2 separate regions of the Homo sapiens genome follow, and region 2 is linked to region 1. Evidence: chromatin contacts called from ENCODE Hi-C or POLR2A ChIA-PET data. All regions are on one chromosome and are shown on one strand. Each heading gives the region's core, a stretch centred on a gene start or an enhancer-like site at or near the end of the contact. The rest is flanking DNA. Distances are from core to core; before and after follow the strand shown. Region 1 holds the start of FAM215A (family with sequence similarity 215 member A). Region 2 holds the start of CD300LG (CD300 molecule like family member g).

Region 1 (4,235 bases), core at 1,158-3,657:
TAGATTACTAACTTCCCTTCAAAATTCATCCATCTAAAGAGACAACTTTGCACTCTGCTCATAAAAAAGATAAAAATCTTTCCAACAGGGATTTCCAAGAAGTGGCCTCTTGGTAGATATTTCTTGAAATATTATTCCATTCAATAAATATCTATTCCCACCTGACTGAAGTTCTTCGAGGACAACAATTATATCTTAGTGATCACTGTAACTCCAGCACCTAGTTCAGTGCTGGCCATTGAGTAGGTGCTCAGTATTTTTTAATTAATTAATTTTGAGATGGGGGTCTCAGTAGTTTCCCCAGGCTTAATCTTGAACTCCTGGTCTCAGGGAATCCTCCCACCTCAGCTTCCTGAGTAGCTGGGACTACAGGTGTGCATCACCACACCTGGCTCTAGGTGCTCAGTTAATACAAGGTGCAGAATCTCTGGGAGGCAGGGCAACACAATAGTGGTTTGTAACGTTCCCCAGGTGATTCCCATATACAGCCAGGCGAGGCCTGCCCGGCAACTACATGCAGAGAGGACCCCCGAGGCCTCTTTCCTCAGAAGGTAGCTGTGGTCATGGAGGGCACTCAGGGTGGCAAGGCCTGCTCCTGAAAAAGCCGTGAAAACCCAGAGGAGATGGAAGAGAAGAGGCCACCAACAAAGGATGGCCCCAACAGTGCTTCCCAGTGCCCACCCTGCAAAAGGGGCTTCTGTTTAGTACTAAGGACATGGAGTTCAGAGAGGCTGATAACTGGCCCCCGACCACACCCAGCCAGCAGCTCCAGGGTCTCTAGTCCTCACAGTCCCTGGCATTGCATCTGAGAGTAGGGGCAGAGCTAATGCCATCAGTAGGAGTCACTTTTGTCCCCTAACTTAGGGGAGACTGTCCTGTCCTTACAAAGGAATGTGTAAGCACAGCTGATCAACATCTGCATAAGGAAAGATGTTTCTTTATGCATTTCTGGCTCCATCGAGACTCGTGACTCAACCAGTCCTGTGGCTGCCAACCAGAAGCAGACTCAGCATTCAAGGACCATTTTCCATACCCCTATATCTGCATGCCCAACCAATCAGCAGCACCTCTACCCTACCCTAGACCCTGCCCACCAAACTATCTTTGAAAAACTAATCTTCAAGTTTTGGGGGAGACCGATTTGAGTAATAACTATTTCCTGTGTGCCCGGCCTTGTGTCAATTACTCTTTCTTTACTGCAATGCCATGGTCTCAGTGGATTGGTTTTGTCTGTGCAGTAGGCAGGAAGAACCCATCAGGTGATTACAGTACCTGCACCCCCAACCTGCTTTGGGAAGAATCCAGCCAAAAAACTTGAGGCCTGCAGCCTCAGGGTGAGAACAAGACAAAAGGGGGATGGAGGGAGATTGACTCGCTGTGTCTCAGCTCCAGAGCAGCCCCCCTGCAGCCTCCCAAGGGTTTATGCAAATCATCAAAGGGATTCCTTGAGGCAAAAGGTTTGAGTCTGCAGTTCTGAGACCCCCAAGGATGTGAGGAGAGACCCAGGCCTATCTCCTTTGGGAGGGGCCCCAAACTTGGGGGAAGGGATACTGGATGCCAACTGAAACCCAAACATAAAATTCTAAGCTCACCCAACCATCTGAATGGACTCCTCCTCTCCACTCAGCAAAGGGCATTCCAAAGTTAACCTGAAAACTAGTTCAGGCCATGATGGGAAGGGGAGCCCAGTCATGCCTAATTATACGATCCCTCCTTTTGGACTTACTGATAGAACAGACTCTTTAAGTCTGAAAGGAAACATTTACAGTCTATTCTCTCTGAAGCCTGCCACCTGGAGGCTTCACCTGCGTGATAAAACCTTGGTCTCCACAATCTCTTATCTTAACCCAAACATTCCTTTCTGTTGATTTTAAGTCTTTAGACAGTAATTTAACTCTTTCCACCAATTGCCAATCAGAAAATCTTTCGATCTACTTATAACCTGGAAGTCGTCCACTTCCCCAACCCCATTCCAGTTGTCCAGCCTTTCCAGATCAAACCACTGTACATGTCGCATATATTATTGATGTCCGATGTCTCCCTGAAACACATAAAACCAAGTTGTGGCCTGATCACCTTGGGCACATGTTCTCAGGATCTGCTGAAGGCTGTCATGGGCCATTGGTCATGCATAGTAGGCTCAAAATAAATCCCTTCAAATATTTTACAGAGTTTGACTCTTTTGGTTGACACACCAAGCTCAAGCAGGAAGAACCGGGCTCAAGAACTGTCTCTCTCCTTTCTCTCTGTTAGGCATGGGGGGGAAGGGAGTGTTGTGTTAGGCATGCGGAGGGGAAGGGAACAGGGTTGTGTGCAGAGGAAAATGCAAATTCTTACCTTGTCAGGGTCTCTGACCTGATGGCGACCCGTGGTGGAGTCTTCACAGAGACAGATACCACTGCAAGGGCAGACCCAGACTGTGCAACCCCCAAAGCAGGTCTCCTCACTCACCGGGATAGATAGAACTATCGGCCCCAATTCCTCAGCCCTACCTGCAACCACCGCTTGCCATGGTTTCCTTGTGGGTGGAGGGTACTTTCCCGCCCCCTGGTTTCGGGCTTGCCCACGTGGCTTGCTCTGGCCATGGAATGAAGCAGAAACGAAAGCCTGCCAGTTCTGAGCCTACGCCGGAAGACGCCTTGGGCGGTTCCGCGGTCCCTGTGCGCTTCCACCTTCACCCAGAAGGACTTCTCTGGTGCAGCCGCTGCTTCTTCAGCCACGGCCCAAAAGGATCGGAGCCCCCTGGCCGATCCGCAGGTCTGCAGGGAGCCACAGAGCGCAGCGGCCGGCCCAGCGTTCAAGCCCAAGCACAGGCCTGCGAGAACCTTGTTCCAGCCACCGTTTGGGATGGTTGATTAGGACTTGTTGCTGTGGCGGTAGCTCACCAATCCAATGCGTGCACCCGCTCCTTTATTAGGCTATAGGGCCAGTGGCTGCGACAGGGACCTGATACAACAGTGCGTTAAATAAGGAGCTTATTGAGCTATCATGTCGTAAGCCGGTGGAGAAGTCCAGGGCTAGTGTGGGGGCTCCGGCGGGGGCTGTGGCCCCCATCCGCATGGAGCCTCCCCACGGTTCACAGGTCTCGGTCTTCGGAGCCTTCAGCCCCGTGAGCCCGAACAGTCCACACGGCGGCGCCAGACCCTCTTCCCAACGCCACCCTCTGAAGCCTCCGCTCCAACCGTCTCCACTTCTGCTTCAGGCTCAGGATTTTCACTTTTCTCGAATGGGGGTGGCCCTCCCCTGATCTTCTGAGTCGCAACAGCATCTCCCTCCCTCCAGGACCTCAGAGCCAGAGCTGGGCGAGAGGCCCTGACCTCCGGGGTAGGGTGGCAGCATCCCTGTGAAGGTGCGGTCCTGCCTCCCATCCCCAGGCGCCCGGCCTCTCCCACCCTCAGCGCCCTGCTCACCGCCAGCTGAAGATGCCAGGGCACCTCTGCTTCCTCCCTGCCCTCTCTGCAGTATCGCAGAGTGAGCATAAAAGGGCTTAATATAGGCTTCACTGGTCGTGGTGGCTCGCGCCTGTGAACTCAGTAACTTGGGAGGCCAAGGCCGGAGGATCACTTGAGGCCAGGAGTTCAAAACCAGCCTGGGCAACAAGGTGAGGCCTGTCTCTAAAAAAAAAAAAAAAAAAAAAAAAGAAAAGAAAAGAATAAAATAGGTTCCTTTTTCTGGGAGATTGATGTAGGGGAGCGAGCGTGTGTGAGTTGGAAGGGAGGCATTGAGGATCAGCCATTTAAAGCAGCACACAAGGATGTTCAAGGCTAGAGATCCACAGGTGTATTTTCAGAAACTGAATTTCCTGGCTGGGCGTGGTGGCTCACACCTGTAATCCCAGCACTTTGGGAGGCCAAGGCAGGAGGATCACTTGAGGTCAGGAGTTCAAGACCAGCCTGGCCAACATGGTGAAATCTTGTTTCTACAAAAAATAAAAATAAAAATCAGCTGGGTGTGGTGGTGGGTGCCTGTAATCCAAGCTACTTGGGAGGCTACGGCAGGAGAATCACTTGAACCTGGAAGGTGGAGGTTGAGATCACACTACTGCACTCCAGCCTGGGTGACAGAGTGAGACTGTCTCCAGAAAAAATCCCAAAACAAACAAACAAAACCCCTGAATTTCCTTGTGGACACCTTTTCTCTGGCAGCCTTTTTGAATGAGGGCTATGTTTTCTCCAATACTATATGGCCTGCGGACCGCTCAGCTTTCATTCCAGTGAAAACATTCCAGAACAAAC
Region 2 (4,745 bases), core at 1,821-4,320, 70 kb before region 1:
GAAGGGACTACTGGCATCTAGGGGGTACAGCTGGAGATGCTGCTAAACATCCTATAATTCACAGGACAGTCTCCCACAACAAAGAATTATCTAACTTAAAATGTCAACAGTACTGAGGTTGGGGAAACCTTGATCTAAGAGGAGCAAGTGACCCTCTTGGAGCAGCTGAAGTGATTTAGTCCAAGTCCAAACCGAGAGGAATTGGACCAGGGTGGCCATCGAAGACCAAGCAGCTCAGTCCCCTCATCCCTGCCACTGTACCTCTTGGGCACACAGAGGCCTTCCTGAGGATGTGATGAGGCTGTCACGAGCCCAGTGACCTGTCCAGGAGCCCTTGTGCCTCATTGCCTCTCCCAGGTGCAGTGATGGTGGGGCACCTCCCCATGCTTCTGGTGGGAAGCAGGACAAAAATATCCTCTCTTCTCAGATCCCCAGCCCACCACGGAGGTCTGTCTGTTGGCCCCATCTACCCCAGAGTGTGGCCTAAGGTGGAACTAGGTGCGAGGCTCATGCCAGCACCTCACTTTCACCCTTCTCCCCAGCCCTTGCTCCACTTCCCAGTCTGGTGAATCTGTTTCTAATGGAGTTCTTGAGCCAGCCTCCTGGGCTAGGTGTGGGGCTGGGAAATGGAGGGGAAGGACCTTCAAATATGCAGGAAGAGGGTAGGGATCCACTCAACATGCTCTTTATATAAATAAACATTTAATAACACCTCGCTTACTCTCCTAAAATGACAATCATAAATAATATGCCTTCACAAGCACTTACTTCTTTAAAATCACACTATAGTGCCTGAGCTATACTAGGGAGAAAAAATAAAAGGAAAGCAATTTATAACCAAATAACACATATTTCAATCTGTCAGTGCTCAGGTCCCATGACACTAGAAAGCATAATGAAGTGTCAGATGCTCGTCCTTGCATATAATAAATAAGTCTGAATTTAAGAAATGTAGAGGATCAGAAATTATTCTGTGTAAGGACAAAAATAAATAAATAGAAGAGCAAAGATATGCTATCAAATGCTAGAATAAGTATTACTTTAAGGCCGGGCATGGTGGCTCGTGCCTGTAATCCCAGCACTTTGGGAGGCCGACGTGGGAGGATCGCATGAAGCCAGGAGTTTGAGAAAAGCCTGACAACATAACAAGACCCTGTCTCTACTAAAAATAAAAAATTAGCCAGGCAACAGTGGTGCACGCCTGTAGTGCCAGCTACTTGGGAGGCTGAGGTGGGAGGATCACTTCAGCCTGGGAGTTTGAGGCTGCAGTGAGCTGTGATGGCGCCACTGCACTCCAGTTTGGGCAACAAGAGTGAGACCTGTCTCAAAAATAAGTAAATAAACAAATACTTTTTTTTCTTTTTTTAGATAGAATTTCACTCTTGTTGCCTAGGCTGGAGTGCAATGGTGTGATCTCAGCTCACCACAACCTCCACCTTCTGGGTTCAAGCGATTCTCCTGCCTCAGCCTCCCTGAGTAGCTGGGATTACAGGCATACACCACCATGCCTGGCTAATTTTATATTTTTAGTAGAGACTGGGTTTCTCCATGTTGGTCAGGCTGGTCTCAAACTCCCGACTTCAGGTGATCCACCCGCCTCAGCCTCCCAAAGTGCTGGGATGACAGGCGTGAGCCACCATGCTGGGCCATAAATATTTTTTAATCTGTGTTTTTTTAAAACTGCAAAAACAGATCACCTTTTGTAGTCTGTACATGTAAAAGAGAGTCAGGGGCTGAGATCATGGTAACAGTTTTCCCCACCGTGAACAGCTGGCCCTGCCCACTAAATGGCAGCAGTGCTTCGCAGTCATTGTGAAATTAAAACACTTCTCCCCACGTTACTAGACTCACACACACACAATCTTCCCTCCCAGAACCACTGAGTTAATGCTTCAGATATTAACCTGACAAGTCAGTAAAATTCCAACTGAACATTTGGAAGGATATATGCCAAAATATTAATGGTGCTTTTCTAAAGCAGAAGGGGAATTACAAGAAGCACTCCCTTTTTTCTTTCTTTCCTTTTTACGTTCTGTATTGTGTAAAATTTTGCTTACAACCTGTATGAACTTTGCAACCAAACCAAAAAAAAAGTCATTTTTGAAGCCAGTGTGTCAGAGCTCCCAGTAGTGTACATGTTTGTTTTGGTCCTTTCAAGGAGGATTCAAGTCTGCGATGGAGAAACCACCAATTCACTTTTTCAAATGCCAAAACAACTCCGCAGGCGTGGAGGAGACCTATCTTGCAGCGCTGTAGGCCCAAGGCACCAGGGAATCCGGTCCAGCTCAGCCCTACAGCTTTGCTCAGCCCCGTCTGCACCGCCGCCCCGTGGCCAAGGGCAGTACTGCGTCCTCCAAAAGGCAAGGGCGGAGGAGGGGCCAGGGGCCTTGCCCCAGGGGCAAGCTTCTTTCTGTCCCACTGACCACATGGCAGTCTGGTGAAGTTTATGGACCCCTCTCTCAGTATAATGGCGGGTAAATATATAAATAAAATATATATGCTGGAAAGAAAACTAATACTGGTGAGATGATTCTTAAAACTCTTTATAAATGTGTAATATAATAATAGCCGTTTCATTATTGTAAATAACCAGCTCTAGGGGCAGGTCTAGGAACTCATTGTTTTCCAAGCAGTGAGGGGTATACACGACGTTTCGAGATATCCACAACTTGATGTGCCAGTGTCTGTGATTGTAATTGGTAACAAAGTTGCAGGTACTGCTAACAGTACACTCTGAATAAGAGGAAAAGCTAAATATTAGAAGTTGATGAAAGTCAATATGTAACTTTTTCCCATGCGAATTCGACTTACAGACCCCTTAGGGCGCACGGACCACAGGTTAAGGCCCCCTTGAAGGGGCACGAGTTTAGGAGAAACTCTGGTGTGGGTTTTCAGTCCTGGAAGGTGAGCCCTGGGGTAGGCACGCGTGGGCGCTCAGAAAAGGGAAGGCAGAGGCGCCTCCCCGGCTGGGCCTGCGGAGGGATGACCCACACGCCCCTCCCCTCGCTTCCTTGGCCTGGTTTCACGCGACTAGAGAAAGTTAAAGACCCGTGTGACTGAAGAGGAGCTCACAGTTCCCAGCGTCTGCTCCCACGGTGTCCAGCGCCCAGAATGCGGCTTCTGGTCCTGCTATGGGGTTGCCTGCTGCTCCCAGGTGAGATGGGGAGAGGGTCTCGGGAGGGATGTGGGGCTCACCCTTGTGGTCTGCAGGGAAAGGACCTCTTGACTGACTGATAGCCCCACCCCACCTATCCTCAGCCTCCTCAGCCCTAGGGGAGCGGGGCGGGCTGGGGGTGGGGGGAGGTGGGGGTGGCGCCGGGGCCGCACTTGCTGTTTCTGGAACCTAGAGCCAGGTTTTCTCCAGACCTGTGGGTTTCCCCTCATGGCAATGTGGCTGTGAGAGTTGCTTTGCCTCTCTAATCTTAATTTTTCTACCCTGTGCCAAGCCTGGAGGCGGACAAGACACCCCATCTGGTTGCCCTGTTAAACTCAGCAAATATTTGTTGAATTTCGGCTATGCCTCTCCCCACAACCCTGAAAGATGAAGAATTATCACGTTTCATCAATTCTTTTGCTTTCTTTTTCTTTACCTTCTAACACTTAAAATCAGGATAAATCCTACAACTGATGTCAGTTGTTCAGTTGGCAATAGTGAGACCCCATCTCTACAAACAAACAAACAAACAAACAAACAAAATTAGCCAGGCATGGTGGTGCACACTTGTAGTCCTAGCTAGTGGGAGGCTAAGGTGGGAGGATCGCTTGAGCCCCAGAGGTCAAGGCTACAGTGAGCCATGAGCACCATTGCCCTCCAGCCTGGGCAACAGAGTGAGATCCTGTCTAAAAACAAAACAAAACCAGGCACGGTGGCTCACGCCTGTAATCCAAGCTCTTTGGGAGGCTGAGGCGGACGGATCACAAGGTCAGGAGATCAAGACCATCCTGGCTAACACGGTGAAACCCCGTCTCTACTAAAAATACAAAAAATTAGCCGGGCATGGCAGCACGTGGCTGTAGTCCCAGGTACTCAGGAGGCTGAGGCAGGAGAATCACCTGAACCCGGGAGGCAGAAGTTTCAGTGAGCAGACATCGGGCCACTGCACTCCAGCCTGGGCGGCAAAGTGAGACTCCATCTCAAAAACAAACAAACAAACAAACAAAACAAAACAAAACACTCAGAAACCCTGCTGGCTATCTGGCTGTCAGATTCTATCTGAATCTAGAACGCCACCCCTGCACCCCAATTCCTCAATGGGCCAGGGTTAGGGAAACAGCAACAGCCCTGCCCCAAGTTCCCCCAGCGTGGGAGGTTAGTAATGGCTCTTCCAAGGCTGTCCCCAGAAGGGATGACTGAGAAAAGCCTTCCTTCTTCCTCCTAAAATGGAAGCTCTGGCCTTGACCTTGGTACATGGAGCCTGGTTTTTCCAACCTCCACTCCTGCTCTGATTTTAGGTTATGAAGCCCTGGAGGGCCCAGAGGAAATCAGCGGGTTCGAAGGGGACACTGTGTCCCTGCAGTGCACCTACAGGGAAGAGCTGAGGGACCACCGGAAGTACTGGTGCAGGAAGGGTGGGATCCTCTTCTCTCGCTGCTCTGGCACCATCTATGCAGAAGAAGAAGGCCAGGAGACAATGAAGGGCAGGGTGTCCATCCGTGACAGCCGCCAGGAGCTCTCGCTCATTGTGACCCTGTGGAACCTCACCCTGCAAGACGCTGGGGAGTACTGGTGTGGGGTCGAAAAACGG

Evidence for each region. A loop is a pair of places that touch in the nucleus more often than their neighbours do. ChIA-PET counts read pairs that join two places held with the same protein, here RNA polymerase II (POLR2A). Pooled maps may share reads with other maps.
Region 2: a loop to region 1 is called in a map of astrocyte of the cerebellum, with 6 times the contacts of the local background. The contact joins the promoter of CD300LG here to the promoter of FAM215A in region 1. A Hi-C loop is called at or near these places in 2 of 168 maps with a recorded cell type or tissue (astrocyte of the cerebellum and endothelial cell of hepatic sinusoid), 1 of 37 single-sample maps with no recorded cell type and 3 of 50 pooled maps. POLR2A ChIA-PET finds 5 or more read pairs at or near these places in 3 of 52 experiments (GM12878, HCT116 and activated CD4-positive, alpha-beta T cell).

What each region holds. Positions count from the first base shown.
Region 1 is chr17:43,914,801-43,919,035 of GRCh38, forward strand. FAM215A (family with sequence similarity 215 member A) reads left to right here and starts at 2,408. Exons shown (of 1, transcript NR_026770.1): 1 at 2,408-3,187. It overlaps LOC105371787 (a long non-coding RNA gene), which reads right to left and starts at 2,424. Exons shown (of 2, transcript XR_001752898.2): 1 at 2,338-2,424. It overlaps LOC107985086 (a long non-coding RNA gene), which reads left to right and starts at 4,047. Exons shown (of 2, transcript XR_001752899.2): 1 at 4,047-4,235. RefSeq lists enhancers at 2,230-3,051, 3,052-3,872.
Region 2 is chr17:43,844,106-43,848,850 of GRCh38, forward strand. It overlaps CD300LG (CD300 molecule like family member g), which reads left to right and starts at 3,071. Exons shown (of 7, transcript NM_145273.4): 1 at 3,071-3,154; 2 at 4,453-4,745. The coding sequence starts at 3,112. LOC107984979 (a long non-coding RNA gene) reads left to right here. Exons shown (of 3, transcript XR_001753057.2): 3 at 2,159-2,370.